Regions from separate parts of the Mus musculus genome. Here region 2 is linked to region 1. A link is a loop called in an ENCODE intact Hi-C map of the cell type or tissue named here. Cell type or tissue: heart. All regions are shown on one strand.

The links. Peaks named below come from ENCODE experiments on the same cell type or tissue, not always from the same donor. Only the 100,000 strongest peaks of a DNase experiment are listed, where the experiment ranks them.
Region 2: a loop joins it to region 1, with 5 times the contacts of the local background. A loop is called at or near these places in 7 of 42 quality-filtered maps.

Annotation. Positions count from the first base shown.
Region 1 is chr10:42,988,715-42,991,214 of GRCm38, forward strand. Gm5079 (predicted gene 5079) reads right to left here and starts at 2,448. Exons shown (of 3, transcript NR_153349.1): 1 at 2,147-2,448. In heart, a CTCF peak has its summit at 1,392 (motif pointing left); no DNase peak of the experiment used is centred here.
Region 2 is chr10:42,695,663-42,698,162 of GRCm38, forward strand. It overlaps Ostm1 (osteopetrosis associated transmembrane protein 1), which reads left to right. Exons shown (of 6, transcript NM_172416.3): 4 at 588-755; 5 at 2,446-2,500. Among named protein-coding and RNA genes, the nearest start is that of Ostm1, 18 kb to the left of the region's middle. In heart, a CTCF peak has its summit at 1,525 (motif pointing right); a DNase peak (open chromatin) is centred at 1,569.

The DNA of each region.
Region 1 (2,500 bases):
CTCTGCTTACAATGGATACAAAATAAACGGAAACGAGGGTAACGAGGATGGTGGAACCTTGCGCACCTCGTGAGCAGCACGTGACCAAGCCTTGGTCCCAGGGAAGGCGGAGCCCCGCCCTTACAGCCCAGCCAGCTCTGTAAGAGGAGAAGGCTACTCTGAGGACTAGCCTGCGGTTTTCATTTGATCCAAAAATGGATCCAAAGCTCTGGTAATCTCATCCTGTCCTTCCAAAGAAGTAAGAGGTCAGGTCCTCAGACAGGGAACGCCCAAGGGGTTCCTGGGCACGCACCACAGCAGGCCCGCAGGGAGGGCTCTGGAAGCCACAGGGCAGGGAGTACCCACAAAAGCTGACCCAGAGTTTGTGTCAGAAAATTACTTTCTTAATAACAGACTTTTAAAAACAAACATAATTTTCCTTCTTATTTCTGTCTCTTTTTCCTTTCCATTTTCTTGAAGCTGTTTCTTTGTTTCGCCTTTTGTTGGTTAGAGCTTACTGAGATAAGTCCCGCTTTGTATATAGCTCAGACTGGCATCATCGTGAGTTCCAGAACAGCGAGGTCTATGTAGAGAGAGATCTTGTCAGAAATAAATAAATTGAATAAGTAGCTAGGTGGGGTGGTGTTCTGTGAGTTAAAGGCCAGCCTGGCTTACATACTGAATTCCAGGACAGTCAGAGCTATGTAATAGAGAGACCCCTTCTTAGAAACAAAAGAAAACAACAACAACTGAGTTGATACACAAAGCCAGGTGCCCTGGTCTGTGATCCCAGCCCTAGAGAGGCTAGAACGGGGGCCTCTAAGCATGTCTCAGCCTGGGCTATACAAGAAGACTCTGTCTCAAAACAAGAGCAATAGAATTTAAATAATTATATGAAAAAAGAAAAGTAGGGGCCAGCGAGATTGGCTGAGCAGGTAAAGGCACTTGTCGCATAAGCCTGGTGACCAGAGTTCAATTCCTACAATCCACATAAAGGTGGAAGGAGCTGACTCATCAAAGGTGACCTCTGGCTTTTACACATACACTCTGACTTGTGTGCATGTGTTCACGCACTCCTAAATAAAAGAAAAAAAATAAAGTCATACACACATATTATATTTCAATTATTTTCCTACATTGCATTAGCATCTATGGTCTTTTATTATATCTGAATATGACATAATGGCATGTCACTGCACAATGTCCTCAGACAGCCTGAAATCCAACATGGTAGATACTCATCATGGCTAAAGTGCCGGGAATTTTAATATGATTAAACTTAGAAGTGTATCGCGTCTGGACTAGATGGTACAGCTATTCAGAGCATGAGGAGGATCCAGGTTTGAATTCTTAGAACCCTGTGGTGCCTCTCAACCCTCTGTAACCCAAGTCCAGGGTATCTGGTGCCCTCTTCTGGCTGCTGTAGGTACTGCATGTATGCAGTACAAAGACACATATGTAAGGAAACTGCCTCTTACATAAACTGAAAAGTGCATCCTATCTGTGTTGGTGTATTGTGACTAGCCCAGATGTTTCAGGAACTACTCTGCTAGCATTTGGAAATCATCGCCTGATTTAGAAGTCACTCGTGCCGTTGATGAATGTGCCAAGTTTCAACCTGCGCATTCAAGGTTTCCTTTTAACCCATACATTAACGTTTAAGGAGGCATTACTCAACATTTATGTCTGAGCCATACTCCATCACCGTTTGCAGCCAGGCACAGTTCCAAGAGCTCAGCAAAAATCAACAAGTTGCTTCAGGGAGAGCTGAATGGGCTCTGTGAAATTTAGAACAAAGAATGTTGGTATTTTATTATTATTTCTAAAAGCAAGCGCTATACATCCTGTATTATGGCAGTGTTTATAATACACACATGTGCACATGTCTATGTGTTTTGCCCCACAGAGGCCACAGTTGAGCATTTCCTTTTATCTGACTATAAACATTTAACATTATATTATTCGACATTATGTCAGAACCACATTCTTTCTCCCGCATTGTTTGCCAGGCACCCCTACATCCATGGAACACAGCTCATACCCACCAAAGCAGCAAATACTATGGTTGTTTAAATTGCCAAGAGGGGTGGGTGAAAGGAGCAAAGAATTGAGGGCCCGTGACACTGCCAGTCACATTTTATCTGCTACTGCTAAATGGTGAGTTTACCTGGTGTCAGCAGCGAGGGCACTGGGCGGTGTGAACAGTCCAGGAGGGCTTTCTGACTCTCAGATGTCATCGCATGTACACATAAGTAAGGAACCATCTTGAATGAAGGACGGCACCACAAGAGGATTTGACAATGGGAATGCACCCACCTAGGGACGTTTGCAATGTCATCTATGAGACGGAAGGTGGATCTGAAATGCTGGTATATTTTTTGATGGAGGTTGCTCGGCATGTAGGCAGCCAGGCAGAAAGGAGAAGACTCACCCAGAAAGGATGTCTTCCTAGCCAGGCCTCTTTGAGATGGCGCGACACCGTTCTGCCTGTTGCCATGGCAGTGAATACGATGCTGTAATG
Region 2 (2,500 bases), 290 kb before region 1:
TTCGAGGCTTGTTCAGAACGCCATTGCCTTTTTATTTTAAAAAGAATTATTTTCTTATATTTATCTAGGGGGTACATGTGGATGTCAGAGGACAGCTTGCCTATGGGTTCCAAGGACAAAACTTGGGTCACTGCTTACTGGCAAGCAGCCTTACCCATTGAGCTGTCAACCGGATTCTTTGCCTATTCTCATGTCTTTGTGTTTTCTGCATGTTTATCCTCTAGTGATTTCAAAGTTTCAGGTCCTAAATTAAGGTCTTTGACTAATTTTTCAATTGTTTTTTTTTTTTTTTTTTTTTTTTTTGTCAGAGCGGGGGCGAGGGATCTAGTTTCAGTCTTGATATGCAGTTATCCAACTTCCCAGCGCCATCTGTTAAGGAGACTTGCCTTTCCCCCAAGGTGTGTCATTGGCGTCTACCTGGTGGCTATGCGATGTGGCTGTATCGCTGGGTTCACGCCAGTCCTGTCACACAGCAAATTGTCTTCAATCTGGGCTTTGTGGCAGGGTAGGGTGTCAAATGGTTGACACGCAGAGATACTGTGTCCAGTAGGTACTGTGTGTCTTACATCTACCTTCTGTCATTTTAGGGGCACACATACAGTCTCCTCCCACCAAAAAATTACTCCGAAGTGTGCAGAAACTGTAAAGAGGCATATAAAAACCTGAGCCTCCTGTACAGTCAAATGCAGAAACTGAACGGGCTTGAGAACAAGGCTGAGCCTGAGACGCACTTGTGCATCGATGTGGAGGATGCAGTGAGTATCTATCGGCTTCTGGCGTGGTCCGCGTGTGCAGCTGATGAATGCTTGCGGTGCTAGCATTTCTCGGGTGCACTGGAGCATGCGCGTGGCATTCCAGCCAGAGAGAACTGCAGTGGTTATAAAGTAATAAGGCTCTACGGTGTCTCTGTCGGAGCGAAATGGACATTAACCAGGCACCTCATGGACAAGTTAATAATTTGGCATATTTTGATTTTAAAGTAGAAAATGCAGCCAGGACTACAGAGTGAAACCCTGTCTTGAAAAACCAGTGGGGTGGGGGTAGGTAAGAAAGTAGGTGTGGCTTTCAGGGGCATGGTGTTTCTTGTGCTTAAGTTTCAGCTCTCTATCCAGTGGGTGCTGATTAAGGAGGTTTTTGCATCTAACTACCATGTGTTCGAAAGATCTTACGCACTTATTGCATTAATTGATTTATCTACGTGATAATTTGAGAACATTACTTATAGTCTATCTCCTCACTGAAATGTGAGCCACCTGAGGACAAAGACCTGGTGTTTTCTAATTCATCATTTAATAGGTAGGACAGTGCAAGAGAGAGAGAGAGAGAGACCGCAAAAATGAACGAGGTCTCATTATTAAGCGCAGGCCAGCCTTGAACTTGAAGTGATCCTCCTGCTTCGTCTCCACCATGCCCAGGATGTCATTCAGTACTGCTTTTGTAAGTATGTGTAACTGTAGTAAATGTTGGAGAATCCGGAAGCCTTTTCTCCACTGTATAGCTTGTCTTTCCAGTGAGCACCAGTAGGTGGCAGCCGTGCCCTCCTAGGCTTGAGACTTAGTTATCTGAGAAGACAGATCATTGGCTCAAAAGTAGAGAACTCAAGGTCAAAATGGCTAAGCTTGCTGGTTAAGAATACTTCGTCTGGCCGGGCGTGGTAGTGCACGACTTTAATCCCAGCACTTGGAAGGCAGAAGCAGGTGGATTTCTGAGTCTACAAAGTGAGTTCCAGGATAGCCAGGGCTATACAGAGAAACCCTGTATCGAAAAAAAAAACAAAAACCAAAAACCAACCAACCAACCAACCAAAAAAACCCCCAAAAAACAAAACAACCTCCCCCCCCCCCCAAAAAAAAGAATGCTTCGTCTGCATTATCAAACCAGCTTAGAGGACACTGCTCTGGACCATCGAGTGGTGCTTAGGATAGGCAAAGGCACCGAGCATGGCTGCTCATAGGGCTTGGGGTTTTTACCTCTCAGCCCCATGACTGTACTTGTTTAACAGCTCTTAGTACTAAATCACCTTTAACCAGGAGACAGAGTCTTTACTCTGGTTTTATAACTACACATTCTCTGGGAGATAAAATTACTGACATTCTGGTATATCTCAGTGATAATTATGTATTTAGAATATACCTTATTTTGTGTGTGTGTGTTTTGTTTTGTTTTTTTTTTCTGAGTTCGAGGCCAGCCTGATCTACAGAGTGAGCTCCAAAATAGCCAGGGTTGCACAGAGAGTCTCCAAAATAAAATAATACCAAATATTATACAGTTACTAATTGTAAACCAGCTTTTTTTCTCCTAGCAGAAGAAATTGTTCTCAACTATCAGTAGATTTTTAACGCTGTTTTAAATGATGTTTGGATTGCAAAAATATACTAAGACATTAAAGAGAACTTTAATTAAACTTTAAGTAAAGAGACTATAATATGATATTTGTTTCTCTAGATGAACATTACTCGGAAGCTTTGGAGTCGAACCTTCAACTGTTCGGTCACCTGCA